2 separate regions of the Homo sapiens genome follow, and region 2 is linked to region 1. A link is a loop called in an ENCODE intact Hi-C map of the cell type or tissue named here. Cell type or tissue: OCI-LY7. All regions are shown on one strand. Each heading gives the region's core, and the rest is flanking DNA. Links, peaks and the distances in the headings are about the cores only. Region 1 holds the start of TP73-AS3 (TP73 antisense RNA 3). Region 2 overlaps TP73 (tumor protein p73).

What was found. Hi-C counts contacts between places; a loop is a spot of excess contacts. Peaks named below come from ENCODE experiments on the same cell type or tissue, not always from the same donor. Only the 100,000 strongest peaks of a DNase experiment are listed, where the experiment ranks them.
Region 2: it touches region 1 in a loop (5-fold over the local background); 8 of 110 quality-filtered maps call a loop at or near these places.

The regions. Positions count from the first base shown.
Region 1 is chr1:3,662,128-3,671,760 of GRCh38, reverse strand. All of the region lies in intron 1 of TP73 (tumor protein p73), which reads right to left. TP73-AS3 (TP73 antisense RNA 3) reads left to right here and starts at 2,816. Exons shown (of 3, transcript NR_187362.1): 1 at 2,816-3,136; 2 at 9,496-9,608. RefSeq lists an enhancer at 5,035-5,284. In OCI-LY7, for the core only: no CTCF peak of the experiment used is centred there; DNase peaks (open chromatin) are centred at 3,870, 4,350, 5,040 and 5,310; H3K4me3 peaks cover 1,015 bases; H3K27ac peaks cover 1,922 bases.
Region 2 is chr1:3,715,285-3,723,284 of GRCh38, reverse strand. It overlaps TP73 (tumor protein p73), which reads right to left. Exons shown (of 14, transcript NM_005427.4): 5 at 1,078-1,264. Among named protein-coding and RNA genes, the nearest start is that of TP73-AS2, 5.0 kb to the right of the region's middle. RefSeq lists enhancers at 1,507-2,065, 2,066-2,625, 2,626-3,184, 4,305-4,864, 4,865-5,424. In OCI-LY7, for the core only: no CTCF peak of the experiment used is centred there; DNase peaks (open chromatin) are centred at 3,024, 3,834, 4,314 and 5,074; H3K4me3 peaks cover 1,083 bases; H3K27ac peaks cover 516 bases.

The DNA.
Region 1 (9,633 bases), core at 929-8,928:
GCCCAGCATTCCCTGTGCCAAATCCTCCATATTTTCAAGCTCATTCAATCCTCAGAGGAACCCAGCGGGAAGTCCCCAGGTGTTCCCAGAGGCCCCGAGAGGGCGAGCAGCCTGCCCAGGGCCGCACATCTCAGAAGCACCACAGCTGGCTTAGGCTGGGCTCCGGTGAGCTCCACCTTCCCGCCAGGCAGCCCGTCCTCTGGAGGCCCCGGCTCCTGCAGGGCAGACAACGATCCAGCCTTTGCCCCCGTCACGAAGGGGGCTCCCGACGATGGCTGGGTCAGCCCAAGAGCTGCCTAGGCCCTGGGCAGGGCTGTGATCTTGTGGGACTCACAAGCGAATGGAGGGGCACTGGCCATGGTGGAGCTCGGCCAAGGGGCAGCCTGGGCAGCCAGTAGGTCAGGGAGAGGCAGGAACAGCAACTGGAGCTGGACAGGGTACAGGACCACCAAGGTCACAATGGATCCTAGGCTCCATGCTACTCCAGGTCTGAGGGGGCTGCTTCCCGTCACGCTCCCAGCTCCCACACCCCACGCCTCTCCAGGGACAGGCCCACCCCTGCCATCCCTGAGGCAGTTCCAGCTGGAGCCCTGGAACCCTGAAACCTGGACAGGTGCCAGCCGACCTGTGCTTCCAGCCCAGCCCTGAGGGAGGCTGTGCAGCCAGACCCCACTCTGACCAGCATGGCACCCACGAGGGACGGCTGTCAGGAAGCCTCACTCCTCAGGGCCCGCGCACCCCCATTTAAGAGACGCTGGTCTTCCCCAGACCTGCCAGGGCTCCTCCCTCCCAGCACCCATCGCATGGAGAGACATTCACATGCTGACTCTTTGCGGGCCAGACCACCAAGCCCTGACTGCTCTCTGCGCTGCAGCCCCAGCACCCGCCTGGCACACAGTAGGTGCTCCGTGAAGAAGCGATGACAGAATCCATGATTTGGTTTGAGCGGGCGGGGCCCAGCAGGTCAGGTCAGGACAGGAACAGAGTGACTGCTGGAGAAGCACCATTTGGGGTTAAATTGCTCGACTTCCTCCTCATTTCTCCTCACTTTTTCTTTTTCTTTTCCTATCTTTTTTATTTTATTTTATTTTTTTTGAGATAGAGTCTCGCTCTGTCACCCAGGCTGGAGTGCAGTGGTACGATCTCAGCTCACTGCAACCTCCGCCTTCCAGGTTCAAATGATTCTTCTGACTCAGCCTCCCCAGTAGCTGGGATTACAGCTGTGTGCGCCACCACGCCCAGCTAATTTTTGTATTTTTAGTAGAGACAGGGTTCACCATGTTGGCCAGGTTGCTCTCGAACTCCTGACCTCTGTTGATCCACCCGCCTCAGCCTCCCAGAGTGCTGGGATTACAGATGTGAGCCACCACGCCTGGCCTTCTTCCCCACTTCTAAGGGGCTCCTGTACATCCCCACCTGGACATGGGGCTCTTGAGTCTTGAGTTCAGACTGCGGGACCCCAGGGAGACGACACCCACATTCCAGAAGCCTGTGCCCATGTGGTCCCCCGGCCCCATCATCATCCCTGCCTTACCTGTGCCCATGTGGTCCCCTGGCCCCATCATCATCCCTGCCTTAGGGATGAGCAGAGAGATCCTCAGAGTGGTGTAAAACGCACCCAGAGCGACACAGCAAGCCAGGAAGAGCCCATGGTCTCGCCCCCCGAGCCACATGCCCATCCAGGAGGCCAGGCTGGAGACTTTGCAAAGAGCCAAGGGAACAGGATCCAGAGGCCCTGGCCCCTCGGACATTCCCCCAAGGCTTCAGGGAGGAGCTGGTCACTCAGTTTCCCTACCCACCCTCTCACCTCTAGCAACACACTTGCACATACATGCACATGGACACACCTATTCACATATGCGCACACATGTGTCCGCAGGCACTGCCACGTACACACTCTGCCCTCCTCACAGCAAATCCCCACAAGCCCCTCCCCTGTCCCCCAGTTTGATGGGTCCCTGAGGATTCCCCAGCCTGGGAGTCCAGCCCTGGAAGCAGGACCCAGGCAGAAGGAACAGGACATGCCCAGCCCCTTCCTGCCGTCCACGTCATGGTCAGGCTTGGGAGTAGCTGCGTGAGTGCCGGGGAGGCCGGGGCATGGCTTGCTGTTGCCGGGAGAGGCTCCGGGGCCACAAAAGAGTGAGGGGGCTGGGGAGAACTGGGAGGTTCTGGATCAGCTGTGTGAGGCTGAGGATGGCGGCCCCCAGCCGGGAAGCCCCCGGACGTGCCAGGCTGGGGCAGTCACTCTGCGCCTCCTTGGCAGGAAGTGGAAAGAGCTCCTGGTGGGTCCAAGGGGTGGAGGTGGCGGTACCAGAGCCACTTCTGCCCCCGATCCTAGGGTCACACGAGGAGCCCTGATGTGCCACTTGGGGCAGATGGCTCCCCAGAGCTGTGGCTTGTCCCATCAGGAGAACTGTGGGCAAGGCCTCCCCACCCTGGCCTGAACAGTACTGCATTTCCAAGCCGCCTCCTGGGAGGCCGTAGAGGGGCTCTCTGCACCCCAGGGTGGGCCCCCGGAGCCACTGCACCCACGGTGGCAAGGAGACTCCCCCCGACTCAGGCCGAGAGGAGGGCGAGCCAAGCCCAAGCCTACCTTGGCTAAGCCTGGGCCCCGGAGGGTCGGTGGGGCCAGGTGGAAGTGGCCCTCGGCTGGCTCCTGGCTCCCGCAGGCGGGCGGTGGCAGCAGCGTCCCTGTCACCTAGGTGATGACATTGGAGTTGCGAAACTAGGCGGCAGCGTGGCCGGCCTGGAGCTGCAGGGCAGCTGGGGGCGGAGCATGGCCTGGAGCCCTGGGGCTGGAGACGGGCCTGGAGCCAGCACCTGCCGCCTGCCACCTGGCATGCACGCGCCACCCTGCATCCCTGCTCCCCCCAACCCTCCTCAAGGCGACTGACAGGGCCGAGCTCAGGGCAGCCAGGACAGGGCTGTCTCCACCCAGCTTTGTACTCGTTTCTACTCCTCATTGTGGACACTTCCAAGCACACTCAGCACTACAGGGAACGGCCCAGGAACCCATCCACCCGTCCCCAGCTCTCATCACTCTGACCTCTGGCTTTTTGTTTCCTGGGGCATTTCACAGCAAATTCCACCTATGAGACCGTCTCATCCGTAATACACCAGTACATGCTTCCAGCAGGTAAGAACCTCTCTTTTAAAATATTAGGTCAAACCATGAAATTGCTGATAATTAACCGTTTTGGTCCTACCAACAATACACACACACACACACACACACACACACACACGTGCAGCAAGTTCAGATAATTCAACATTATATGCAGCCATAATATCAAATTCTGAATCTTTAATGCTGGTCAGAGGATTTTGAGGAGCCCCGCCCCAATTTTGGAGAGGGAAGTGTGTGTCGCTGCCACTGTGCCACCTTCCTCCCCCACAATTGCAGCAGCACGGAGTGGACAGCACGGATGTGTGTCTAGGTGCTGCACGGATGTGTGTGACAGCTACTCATGGCTGTTGGCTCCAGGAGGGGAGATGGCCCCTCATCGCAGCCGGGTGACTCTTTGGAAAGTGTATCCATGGGTCATTCTCAAGCACACCAATTTGGGTTCCTTGGCTGCAGTGACCTCCTGGCAGGCACTCCTCCTCCCCCACCCCTAGTTCATAGGAAAGTGAGGGGAGAGGAAAGACCTGAACCCAGGGAGGCTGGTGCCTGGCTCCTCTCAACATCCTTGTTGGAGACAAAAGGTGGGTGGGTGACAGGAGGAGCAATAGCAGCTGGACCCTGGCCATAGCCATGGCCAAGTCTGTTCCCTGGTCTGAAGAGCAACTAGCACAGAGTGACAGTGGCCATGAGCCCTGGGGGGACACTGAAGGGGGAGTTCAAGGAGAATTTTTGCACACCTGTGCACCGTAACACAAGGGTTGCAAAGCTATTCCTGAACTCCCCTGCCCTATTTTAAGCTGGGTGGTCCAGATGTGAACTACAGGGCAAGCCCTTGTTTATTTCCTTTTTTTCTTTTTTACTTTTTTTCTTTCTTTTTTTTTTTTTTTGAGACAGAATCTCTCTCTGTCGCCCAGGCTGGAGTGCAGTGGCTCCATCTTGGCTCACTGCAACCTTTGCCTCCCAGGTTCAAGCGATTCTCATGCCTCAGCCTCCTGAATAGCTGGGACTACAGGCACGTGCCACCACGCCTGGCTAATTTTTTGTATTTTTAGTAGAAACGGGGTTTCACCATGTGGGCCAGGATAGTTTCAATCTTCTGACCTCATGATCCACCCGCCTCGGCCTCCCAAAGTGCTGGGATTGCAAGCGTGAGCCACCGCGCCCAGCTGCCCTCGTTTATGCCTATCAGGCAAGAGCTGGAGAGGGGACCATGCGGATGTGCGCACTGTCTGTTTTCTGTGGCTGCCGTAACCAATGACCACACAATGAGCAGCACAGAATGAGATAAATTTACTCTCTTACAGTTCTGTAGGTCAGAGTCCGAGATGGGTACCAGGGAGCTAAAGCCAAACTGCGGGCAGGGCTGGCTGCTTCTGGAGACCCCGGGAGAATACATTTCCCCCTCTTCCTGTCTTTGGGGGGCCCTGGGAGAATCCCTACTCCCCTGTCTTCTCTTGGTTCTGGAGGCCCTGGGACAATCCCTACCTCCCCGTCCTCTCCTGCTTCCGCAGGCATATTCCTTGGCATGTGACACTTTCCTCCATCTCTGAAATGCATCCCTCCAACCTCTGCCTCCATCATCAGCTCCCTCTCTCACCCCTCTTGTGGGGCCCCCTGATGACACTGGACCCACCTGGATCCTGCCAGATGGCCTCCCCATCTCAAAATAGCTGAATCACGGTCCCCTTTGCCATGGGAAATAACATAGACACGGGTTCTGGGGATTGGGACGTGAAGACCTTTGGGGAGCCACTTTTTTTTGCCAACCATAAATGTCCCTCATTGAAAAACATCTTTTCTGAGCCCTCTGTTTGGGGGTCAGTCTGAAAGCCGCCCTGGGAGAGACGCCCGCATGGCACTGAGTCGCGTCTGCTCAGAGCACCATCCCCACCGCCAATGCTTACTCACTTCCGAGCTGAAGGGCTTCTGGGACGGTTTGTTCCTGCTCAGTGAGACACACAGGACAGGCCTCTTTGAGGTCAAAGGGCACCCTAGCCTGCAGCCAAGGCCAGGGAGGTGGGCAGGAGGTGGTGGGGAGGGAGCCAGCAGAGGGACCATTAAAAGCCCCCCGCCCACGCACCCACCTTCACTGTCAGACCCCTTCCTTTCTCCCCACAGCTCTTCAGTATTTGCCAGCAGGTCCCTCTGTGTGCATCAGTGAGTTCCTGAGGGCATGCCGCAGAAGTGAAACTGTCAATATGACCCATAATTACACCCCACCAACACACAGCTTACTCTGCACCAGGCACCATTTTAAGATTTTACATTCATTAGTGTGGGATACATAGCAAGACCCTGTCTCTAAAAGCAAGAAACAACAAAACTAAATTAACTGGATGTGGTGGTGTGTGTCTATGGTCACAGCTACTCAGGACACAGGCAAGAGGATGGCCTGAGCCCAGCAGTTGGAGGCTGTGGTCAGCTGTGACTGCACCACTGCACACCAGCCTAGGCTGCAGAGTGAGATTCTCTCTCTCTCTCTCTCTTTTTTTTTTTTTTTTTTTTTTTTTTTGAGACAGAGTTTTGCTCTTGTTGCCCAGGCTGGAGTACAATGGTGCGATCTCAGCTCACCACAAACTCCGCCTCCTGGCTTCAAAAGCGATTCTCCTGCCTCAGCCTCCCAAGTAGCTGGAATTACTATACCCAGCTAATTTTTGTATTTTTAGTAGAGATGGGGTTTCACTGTATGTTGGCCAGGTTGGTCTCAAACTCCTGACCTGGTGATCCACCTGCCTTGGCCTCCCAAAGTGCTGGGATTACAGGTGTGAGCCACCTTGCCTGGTGATTCTGTCTCTTAAAAAAAAAAAAAAAAAAAAAGGCCGGGCACGGTGGTTCATGCCTGTAATCCCAGCCACTCAGGAGGCTGAGGCAGGAGAATCGCTTGAACCTGGGAGGTGGAGGTTTCAGTGAGCCAAGATCATGCCACTGCACTCCAGCCTGGGTGACAGAGAGAGAAATTGTCTAAAAAAAAAAAAAAAAGAAAAGAGAGACAAACCAAAGGACCTAGGGGTCAGAGTTATGAAACTTCAAAATACGAATGATTTCCATGCACCCCACTCATATCAAGTCCTTCCGGTTTTAAAGTTCTGTTTTGCATAAATTACTAACCGTATACTTCATCGTCAAGAGTAGACTCTTTCTGTTATTCTAATACTTTCAAAGACCAGACTGACCAGCTGAACATTAGACAATGAATTCTTGGAGTTATACTGGCCTCAATCTTACAACGGTGTATTTTGCTATTTTTATCAGAATTCATCATTTTCATATTAATCCAATTAGCATCCTGTTTACCAATACCTCATTTTTTAATTTGCAGCTTCCTTCTAAAAGCTTGGGGGGGACTTTCACAACTCGATCTGTCCTCCCTCATTACTGCCAAATAATTAGTCAAGGAGCCGTCCCTGATCAAAAATTAAGAACCCAGAAGCAAGTTGGAGCATGCCTCGCTCCAGAAGAAAACATGACAGGAGACTCTTGTAATTATGAGGGGACTGGTTGGTAGTCATGATGCAGCCGGCAAAGACTGTGATAGCAGGAAGGAGAGACCTGCACTGAATCGTGAGCGTGGCCGATCACAGCTCATTAACTAGCTTGGAGTTTGCATCTCCTGTTTAACTGACAAAGACCGCAGAGTCTTTCCTCTGTAATTTGGGGGCTGACTTCACCCTGCATTGTGCATGGTGCAAATTGCGAGGACCATAAAGAGAGGATGGTGAGTTGCCTTGCCCACTGAATCGTGCACCTTATCTCGGTCATCGGATTCACAGGAATCACCTGCCTCTAAAGAGGGAGCACATCTTCCCTTTGTAGCCTGACCGCATCTGGTAAGGGTGGCTGGGTTTTCTGCAGAAGAGATACCCCTCTCTGAGGCCCAGCCGAGGCCTCCCACAGACTCTACAACCCCTGCCCCCCAACCATCTCACAGTCAGGAATGACCCACACTGAAGCAAGGCTGCTCCCCGTCCCCTACAACCACCAGGCCCCAGTCTGGCGGGTGGGCACCACCCAGGTGGACCCGGAGGCCAGGAGGCTGTGGAAGAGAAAGCTGCGGGTCTGGCTCATGTATTCGGACTGGTGGAGAAAATGGAGCCAGGAAGTCATTGCTAAGATCACAGGAAATGGTGCAGTACGGGCGAGCAGGAGCTTCCCTGCCCTTTCCAAAGGACCCAGTGAAATACTGCACCTCTCCTGCAGGAGGGGCAGCCTGCCCCCTCAGCCCAGCCTTCCCCAGGTGCCACCCCCAACCCTGCCTGACACCTCAGAGCAGCAGGTGAGCAATTAGAGCCCCCACCCCTCCTCACAGGCACCCTGAGCCACGGGGGGCCTGCCAGCTGGTACTGGGCAGGGAAACAGGTGGGTCCTTCCTATCCAATGCAGCGCCTCTGGTAGGGGGACACACCCTGGGCTGGGTGGAAGCCCTGCCGGCTCAGGCCCTGCATCTGGGCTGGTAGGAAGGTAGGAGTCGCGATGCCCAGGGGCCCGTGCCCAGACTGGCAGGGCAGAGGGGCTGCACCAGCCTCACTTGGGCACCTCAAGTCTGCCAGTGCCACCCTTGGGGGTTCTCAGGTGTGGTCCCATAGGCAGCTCAGATCGAGCTCACAGTGGGGATACAGCAGTGGCCTCTCCAGAGAGCCTGTGGCATGGAGGGAGGGGGGCCGGCCACGACCCCCAGGGTACTGATTGGGCTCAAGACATACCACTACCCCAAAACCTGGCACGGTGGCATCTGAGAAGCCAGGGAAAGCAGGTATGCTCTCTCCTGCTCCCTGTCACCCTGAGGCAGGCCATAAAAGAGTTCTCTGGCCTTCCTCTGAATTAGGTCACAGACCCTCATGTGCCCTAGACCCAGAAGAAAGGAAGATCAGAGCCTTCAGACCTGGCCCCAGCCCCCGGTTCAGGATGTCTGTATCCTTTCTTTCTTTCTTTTTTTTTTTTTTTGAGATGGAGTCTCGCATTGTTGCACGATCTTGGCTCACTGCAAGCTCCACCTTCCTGGTTCACGCCATTCTCCTGCCTCAGCCTCCCGAGTAGCTGGGACTACAGGCGCCCGCCACCACGCCTGGCTAATTTTTTGTATTTTTTAGTAGAGATGGGGTTTCACCGTGTGAGCCAGTATAGTCTCGATCTCCTGACCTAGTGATCCGCCCGACTCAGCCTCCCAAAGTGCTGGGATTACAGGCGTGAGCCACCACGCCCAGCCGCCTGTATCCTTTCATCACGCTCCGTGCTGTCCACACCCCACAAACCCAGGAGGAAAATATGCAGAGTTCCCCGGTTCGATGGGTGTTCCATTCTCAAGGCTCCTGTGTCACATGGAACTTCTCGTAAATAAGCCTGCACGGCCCTCTTGTTAACTTGTCTTTCATTACTGGTACGGCAGCCACCAGGCTCGTGATAGGCAGAGGGTCCTCTTGTTAACCTGTCTTTGTAGGTGCCGCAGCCACCAGCCTCGTGAAGAAGAGAGGCCCCTTCTCCCCTCAGGCATGGGTGGCCCGGCCTGCAGCTGATCTTGGTGGCATGAATTGATCTCCCAGGCTTCAGCCTCCCCATCTGTGAATGGGACAGTGATCACTGTTTCCAGATAATGATCAGCAAAGCCCTCATCTGTATGATGCCACTGCAGTGAGGAAAGCGCCGCCCTCAGATTACTCATGCCAGTGCCCAAAGGGCAACACATGGGACCAGAGACAAGTTTCTCTTATAAAAGAGAATTTCGTTTTTCTCTGAGAGCGCTCGGAGCTGCTGGAAGAGGCAGCCCCATGCTGTCCTCACACTGGGGACCCCTCCCTGCGCTCCCCAGCCAGGTCTGTCCTGGGGCCTGGTGGGGAGCTGATTCCATCTCCAAGGCCCATAGAGGCCCCTCTAGGCCCCCTTGCAATGTCCCCTCCATAGCCCTGACACCTGGGTTGGGGCTCAGGACACGCCACCCCACCCCAAAACATGGCTTGAGGGGGCAGAATGTGCCACCCCAAACATGCCTTGGGTATATCCATTATTTCGAGTAACTGCAGACACAGGAGTGGCTCTGCCCAGCTGCCTGTCTGGGAGAGAAATGAAAGACATTTCCATTCGTAAAGGTCTCTATGCCGGGAGGAGAGCGGCTCCAGGTAACTCTGATCGCCTGAGAGACGCATGTCCGCGTGACGAAACCACCTTCATTCACCAGTCAACTCCCCTGCTATAGCTGGTTCAGCCTGCAGCAGCCCCACAGTCCTGTATCTTCCTGCAGCTGAGGATGACGCAGACGCCTCCGCCATCTGGCCCCTTCCCCCAGTTTCATCTCCGTGTGGGACTCCCATTCGTGGACATATCATTAAAATGGGTTTTCTCCTGTTGATCTGTCTGATGTCACTTTTCCTCCCCTGCAGCTTGGTGACATGAAAGGACCTCCGTGGCTGGCCTTACTCCCTGTGGATGCCACAGCTGCAGGATCCTGGGGCCCCAACAGAAGCCGGTGAAGGAAGAGTTCCTGCTCCAGCAGGTGCCTGGTCTCCACCTTCAGGGGC
Region 2 (8,000 bases), core at 1-8,000, 52 kb before region 1:
TGCCCAGCCCTGTGCCGGGTTCAAAGGGTGCCCAGCCCCATGTCAGGTGCAGAGAGGTACCCAGCCCCGTGCCAGGTTCAAAGAAGTGCCCAGCCCCATGTCAGGTGCAGAGAGGTGCTGGCCCCGTGCCAGGCACAGAGAGGTGCCCAGCTCTGTGCCACCTGCAAAGGTGCCCACCCCTGTTAGGTGCAGAGGTGCCCAGCCCAGTGCCAGGTGCAGAGAGGTGCCCAGCTGCATGCCAGGTGCAGAGAGGTGCCCACCCCGGTGTCAGGTGCAGAGATGCCCAGCCCCATGCCAGATGCAGAGGTGCCCAGCCCTGTGCCAGGCACAGAGAGGTGTCCAGCCCCATGCCAGGTGCAGAGAGGTGCCCACTCCTGTGCTAGGTGCAGAGGTGCCCACCCTGTGCCAGGTGCAAAGAGGTGCCCAGCCCCATGCCAGGTGCAGAGAGGTGCCCGGCCCCATGCCAGGTGCCCACCTCTGTGTCACATGCAGAGAGGTGCCCAGTCCCATGCCAGGTGAAGAAAGGTGCCCAGCCCCATGCCAGGTGAAGAGAGGTGCCCAGCCCTGTGCCAGGTGCAGAGAGGTGCCCACCCCTGTGCCAGGTGCAGAGAGGCGCCCAGCTGTGCCAGGTGCATCGCAGCAGAACTGAGACCACCAGGCCCAGTCCTGTGGGCTTCCAGGTGAGGCTCAGGCCAGCTGGCAGCCCTTGTGCTCTGGGGGTGCCTGCCCAGTGGCTCTGCCCCCTGATTCTCCTGCTAATCCTTGGGGTAGCCCGTAGGCCCTGCCAGGCACACTGGAGAGAGGGGCTATGACTCATAGGATCTCTGGGGCCCCAGAAGGCCGCTGCCCCTCAGACTCTGCCCAGACCACTTGCCCCTGCCCAGGAGCATGGGCCCCCCCAGGTCCCACTCAGAACTGGGAAAATGGGGGCTGGTGGAGGCACTGAAAGCCCTCCGCAGGGGAATGGCTAAGCCCATGCTGTCAGCCCCACTCTCTCCCAGTTAGGCAGCCCCCGGCTGTGCTGTCCGGGATGCTGGGCAAAGTGCCACCGTGGGCAGAGGAGCTGGGGGCCCTCACCTTCGTTGAAGTCCCTCCCGAGCTCGTGGTTGGGGCAGCGTTTCACGACGTCGGTCACGTGCTCCGCTTTCTTGTAAACAGGCATGGCCCGGATGGCGGTGCCTGGGGGTGGCGGGGTGGACACCTTGATCTGGATGGGGCATGTCTTGGCGATCTGGCAGTAGAGTTTCTTCAAGAGCGGGGAGTACTGGAGTGGGGGAGAGGGAGCGGGTGAGACCAGTGGTCCCAACTGCACCCCTGTCCAGGCCACCCCCCATTGGGAGCCACGTCCTCCCCATGGGTGCCCCTTCCACAACCCCCAGATGAAGACTGCCCCAAGCAGCCCCTCTGCTGAATCCCTCCAGGTGTCTGTCCTTTGAGGCGTGAATCCAGGCACAGCTGCCCTGGCACCCACTCCACAGCCATCGGGTCATTTGGGCTCCATGACAGCAGGGGTGTGAGTGCCGGTGGCAGTCAGGCAGAGAGGCTTTAGGTTTATGGATGGGGACAAGAAAGGCCAGGAGAGCAAGAAGGGGCTGCTGGAGAGTGAGGGCGGGAACGGGGGCTGGGAGCCAGGCCTGTGGAAGCCATGTCCCTGACTGCGGCATTTTGAAGAGGTGGGTTTGCAGCATTGAATCTGTTTTTAAGACCAGAGCTAGGCTTCTCTGGCATTTGCACAGAGCAAGTGGTTAATGTGTGATGGGCTGGTTGCCCACTATGCATTCAAGCTTCCATAGAGAGCTCTCTGGGTTGGTGTGAAGGCCTCTCATGGCCTCAGCAGCCCTGGTGACTCTGACACCCTCTCCTGCTGGGGCCACCAAGTCTGAGCAGCCGAGCTGTGTGGCTTGGTCTTGGCCACTCTGGGGGCCCCTCTGGGCTCACAGCCCCAGTATCCCCAGCTTGGGACTCGAGGAGCTAATAGGTCTGTCTGGAGCTGGCGTGGGCCCTGCTGCAGGAGGACTGGATGACACCCTTCCTGAGCCAGCCCCTGCAGAGGCCTCCAGCTTCTTTGCCTCACAGGGCCCGGCTGCCCATCTGAGGACCCAGGCCGGCTCTCATGAGTTCTAAAAGTGACCCCGCTGAGGCCGCTGCAGGGGCGTCCACTCACTTCCAAGCTGGCTGATTTCCCAAGCGTCTGGCTCCTGGTCACCTGCTGGGAGTCCTCATGCTCTCTCCCCAAAGGGCCATCAGGAATGATCCCCAGTCTCAGGCTCAGAGAATGACTTCTGCTGCCACCCCATGCCCTCTGTGCCCCTCACCAGCCCCCGATGACTCAGAATCACAAGTCACTGCAGCCGCAAGTGCCCTGGAGAATGTCCCATCGCACTCCACCGTGGAACAGTTGGGGAAACTGAGGTCAGAGACAGGGAGCTACTGGCAGAACCAGGGAAGCTGCAGGTGGAGTCTTCCCTTTGCCAAGGAAGTTAGGGGGCCCTGACCCCCTGACCCCCACTGGCCACCAGTACTGCCTCTCTGGCCATCAAGGGACATGAGGGGCTCTCAGGAGCCACATAGGTCCTTGGCAGGTGCAGGCACACGAAAAGCCAGGAAGGAAAAAGGAAAGAGACAGGGGAGATGGAGCTGACGGAGGCTGCGAGCCATGGTGGGTGGGGCCTGGGTCCCCGGCACCCTGAGTGCCCTTGTTCCTGTGCAGTGGGAGCGGTCCCCTCTCTGGTGAGCTACTTGGGCTCCCCGAATGAGACCCAGCCAGGAACGCTGGTCTGTCCCTGCCATGGGTGTGAGGGGGCTGGAGGGACAAGTGGAAGGGGGTCCTTCAGTGGCCTCCTCAGGATGGGAATTGGATACCAAAGAGCTGGCCCCTCCTAGGTCCTCCGTCCACCTGGAGCCCCTGGAGCCAGAGTGGCTCCACTGCCCCTGCCTGCGACCCCCACCTTGGGCACAGGGCCTTAGGCAGGAAGCCGCCCATCCCCAGTCCTGTTTAAAACACAGGAAGGAACCATCATGCACAGCCCTGCAGGGGAGGCTGGGCGCTGTTTAGAAAAGCAGGAAACGGGCTGAGGGCGGTGGCTCACGCCTGTAATCCCAGCACTTTGGGAGGCCAAGGCAGGCAGCTGAGGTCAGGAGTTCGACCAGCCTGGCCAATATGGTGAAACCCTGTCTCTACCAAAAATACAAATATTAGCCAGGCAAGGTGGCGGGCGCCTGTAGTCCCAGCTACTCAGGAAGCTGAGGCAGGAGGCAGGAGAATCGCTTGAACTCGGGAGGTGGAGGTTGCAGTGAGCCGAGATCGCACCATTGCACTCCAGCCTGGGTGACAAAGTGAGAATCCGTCACACACACACACACACACACACACACACACACACACACACACACAAAGAGAAAAAAAGAAAAGCAGAAACAGCCTTGCAGAGCTAGCAGCCCACCCCTGTGCGGGCGCCTGCCCTGGACTGTCGGAGCTGCAGGCTTGGGCACAGCGGGAAGTACAGCAGTCTCCTTGTTGTGGGGTCAGTCTGGCTTCCCTGGAGGTGACCACTGATGTACAGTGTCCCCACCATTACAAATGCCCCCTTTGCTCCCCACAGCATCACTTGGAAGGATAAGCAGGTAGCCCTGCCCCCAGGGCACATGGGAACAGCTCGCAGCACAGACCCTCTGGGACTCGGACCCTCAGGAGACTCAGACAGGGAGGGCTCTTGGCCCAAACTTGCAGTGGCCTGTGTCCAGGCACTGGTCTCTTGGACAAAGGCCCTGCCTGAAGCTACACACCACGCCTGGTCTCCATCTGTGCTGGTTGGGGACAGAAGGAGGAGGGGCCAGGTGGTGGCAGGCTCTTGTCTGCCAGTGCCCCGAGCAGGGGAGAGGAACACAGGGCCGGCAGCCGTGTCGCCAGGCTTCTCCGAGGCCAGGGCAGCCTGCAGGGCGAGCTGCCCATTGCTGAGCATTTATGGAGCACCTCTTGTGTGCAGAGCACACAGGCCCCCTGGAATTCAGGCACCTGGCTCTGTCCCCCTCGTCTCTCCTCAGTAACGTGTAGCAGATGGAGGTACACAGGTGGTACTCAACAAATGCCATCCATCCTAGCCGCTCCCTAGGGAAACCACAGAGCAGGGAGGGCGCGGCAGACCCCCCTTGAAACAGACCCCGGCCGGGGTGGCTCAGGTCAGAGTCTCAGGGGCGGCAAAAGGAGAAGGGCCTCTGAGGTCCGGCCCTGTGGGTGGCAGTTTTGGCTTTGTGCTCGTCAGCTGGGATGCCTCTAGCCACTGCACAAGCCTCTCCACCTGCATCTCTGACTCACTGCGTGTCCCCTGGGAACACAGTGGCCTGCAGGTGTTAGTGGCTACTGCGCCCTCGTTATTCTCAGCACCAGGTGAGGAGGTGTTGGTTGCGGGGGGCTGGAGCCACACAGGCCCCGCTTCCCTACAGTTCCCTTTCCGGGGCTGAGTCCCCCGAGGCTTCTTCCACCCTAGTGCCACAGCCCATGGCCTGAGATGGGGGTCATTAGATCCACCAAGGAGCCCCAGACACTCAGGGGGAGGGGAGGCCGCCTGGGCTCCTCAGCCAGTTGGACACAGATGGAGTAAGGCTCTGGGTGCAACCAAGCCTGCGGGCAGAGGCCCCGGCAGCCGTCGCTCCCTGACAGCCCCATGGAGTCTCAACAGCGTGAGGGGTTTCACAGCTCCTGCCTGGCCCCTGCAGCCCCTCCCCTAGGCCCCTGCCCCAGCACCCCCGGCCATAGTCCTCTGCGGAGCCTGAGCTCCCGCCCGCCTGGGCCTCAGGGTCAGCAGTGCTCCCATTTCGCAGACCTAGGCAGCGGCCTCTCAGCAGCGCCCTGCTGAGCCCGCCCCACTCCCTCTGGGTCTCCGGGCAGGGTGAAGTGGCGATCCTTGCTCTGGAAGCTGCGTGGTGGGGCGTCCCAGGCCAGGGCGCTACGAAGTGGGTGCAGGGCCCAGTGCGTGCTCCCGTCTCTGCACTGTCTGAGGGACTCCCGTCTGCAAGAGGTCCTGGGGGCCCAGGCGCGGGGAGCACTGTGGATGCCCCGCCCCGCCCCGCCCCGGGGAGGAGCTTGGGCGCGCCGGGAGCTGTCCCTGGTACTCGGTGCAGGCGGCGGCCGGACCACCCACCCCGGGAAGTGGGGGCTCGGACTGGAGTGTGGAGCGGCCTAGAACGGACAGGTCTTCGACCTGGGCCAGTGGCGGAGGGAGGCCCAGGCCTCAGGGTGGAGAGCAAGGAGGCCCCTGTCCTCAGGCGATGTGAGCACTTCTCCTCCCCTCTGGCCAGTAAGGCCACCAAGGTCCTGGGCCTGGCTCTCCTCCCCACAGGTGTCCCCAGTGCAGTGCTCACATGGCCTTTGGGGCATACATGCCTGGCAGACCTCACCCTGGCACTAACTGGACCCCAGGTGCCCAGCCGGGCCGGAGCTGGGTGGCCTCGGGGAGGATGTCTGTGATGTCCCCTGCCCTGGCAGCATCTGGGGGTGGGTGACACAGGTGGCCACAGGAGGGAAGGGAGCCCTGAGAGATCCAGGTCCTTCTAGAGGGTGGCTGAGCCCAGGACGGCTCCAGCGCTCCCCCAGCTCCTTCCTCCTGTCTCCCCAGCAGGCCTCTAGGCTTCAGGCCTGGGCTTGGCCCTGTGGAAAACGGGCAGGAGGAGGAGGACTCCGGTGGAGCCTATTCTATAGGAAAGGTCACGTGGAGACACTTCCCCTCCGCCGCCCCCCTCCTGCCTTCTCCTTCCCTAGAACCGCTAGATGGATGTGTTTCAACAGATTCCGAGCTGATAAAATCGTATTTATCTTCGGCTGTTGACACGGAGCCGCCTGGACTTGCCTGCCCAGGGTGCGTGCACCGTCCTGCTTGCAGGAAAGGGTTTGCCCAAACGCCACTGTGCCCATCCCTCCCCACGCTGCCGGCTCCTCTCCGACCCTCCTCTCCTTCCCCTCCTCCCCCGCCCCAGTACAACATGGGCCCGGCCTGGCTGGGAGCCCTGGGCCTGGCAGGGCTGGTGCGGGGGTGGGTGAGGGGAGGGTGCAGCGGGGGGCTGCTAATTTCCTTGTGCCCGCTCCTCGCTCCCCGGCAGCTGGGTGCCCGGCACGGGCAGGTTTGGGCAGGAGGACAGCGGAGAGGTGATAATAACTTGTCTGTCATTTTCCTGGGACGTGTAGCATCTTGCAAACCGCAAATACCGTTAACCAGCGTGGGTGAATCTGTTGCAACAGATTCTGGAAGATGGGGCCTGCAGTGGGGGCTTTTATTTTTTAAACGATTTTTTTTATTGCTCACTTTTATCCAGTTCCCTTGCTTGTGTGTGCGTCTGTGTGTTTAGGGGTGCATCTCTCTCCTCTCTGGGGTTACGGGCCTCTTTGAGCCCACCCTCTGCCAAGGCCCTGGACCCTTCCTCTCCCTAGAAAAGCTCCTGGGGCTGAGCCACAGAACCCTTTCCATTAAATTCGTGGGTTCACAGATGGACCCCCTAAAACACATGCCTGAGCCAGGGTCAACAGCCTGTGGATTAGGGTCCTCCTGGGTCCCTTTCTCCTTCTGAGAGAGGAAGGGTATCCTCAGGTGGCAGCCACAGGGCCCCCTTGGTGACAGCCCCCTTCGTGGGAGGCTGTGGCCTTCACTGGTGCACAGTCACTGTCGCCCTCAGAGAGCTGCTGGGAGCACAGGCTGGGCTCTGACAGATGTCAGGGAGGCCTGGCAGGATGTCACAGGGCTGGTCCCTCCCTGCCCCAGGGAAGCCACTAGCCTGGGGAGGGGGAAAGGACACATGTGGCAATCGCCCCTGTTTCAGAACACCTTGGTGTTAAGCTGGGGCTCCCATGGTCGAGGCAGTGACGGCTCACTCACCAGGACATCCACAGCCCATGGGCCAGGCAGATGAGAGGCCCAAGCGAGCTTCAGAATGCCTGTGAGGCCACAGCCAGTGCCAGGCCCAGCGCTGCCCAAGAAAAGAGGCTGCTGTGAAAGAGCTCCTGGCTGGGGGGGCTGCAGGAGACAGATGTGTCTGCTGGCACCCCCATGCTGGCCAGCCGGGGCTCCCAGGCCAGGAGCTCTATGGAGGATGAACCAGAGGCAGAAACATCCTCTGCAGATGCCAAGCGATCCTCAGCCCTGACGGAGGCCTGCTAGAGCCCCAGAGGCTGTGGACAAGAAACTGCTCACTGGGGAGGGCAGGCCAGGGGCAAGTGGGAACCCTGAGGAGCTGGGCAGTCTGCCCCACCACGACCTTGAGCCATGTCCTAAACAGGTGAGCAGGAGCCACACGGGGGACTCTCAACGGCCTGGAAGCGCGGCTCCCTGGGAGACACTGAGTGCACCCAGACCACAGGAGCTGGAGCCTGCTCGATCCTCGTCCCATGCACGGCTGCCTCTAGGGATCTCCATCCTGGGCTATGATCGGGGTAGGGGAGGGAAGCAGGTATGTGCTGAGCCCAGGATAGACTTGGTGGCTTTGTCTCCAGTGCATAGTGAAGGCCCAGGGGTCCAGTAGGAGACGAGGGCCACAGGCAGAGGAGATAAGAGGGGCCTAGTGTTGGGGGAGGCTGCGAGGCAGCGTTTGCCCAAGGTGTCTGCCTCTGTTGGTGTGGAGACCTGGGGAGACAGTGAGTGCTGTCCACCTGCCAGGGAATGGGGCACCTGGGTCCACCCTCATGGCCACATCCACTGCCCACTGGTGCCTGCCCTGCGCGGGGCCCTCACCTGACCTTGGCCCTGGGAGGTCAGGCACTGTCACTCCGTTTAGTGACCCAAACCTGCCTGCTAAGCTGGGGTGGACCAGCACCCAGACCATAGCTGTCTGACCCCCAAGCTCCATCTCCCAGCCCTTTGTCACTGCTGGGCTTGACTTGGGTCCTGGGGCCTGGGGTCGGGGTCTAGGCAGAGACCCGCCTTAAGCACCCCTGGGTTCCAGGAAGACGGCACTGCAGAGGCGTCACCCCTGGGTTCCAGGAAGACTGGGCACTGCAGAGGCGTCACCCCGGG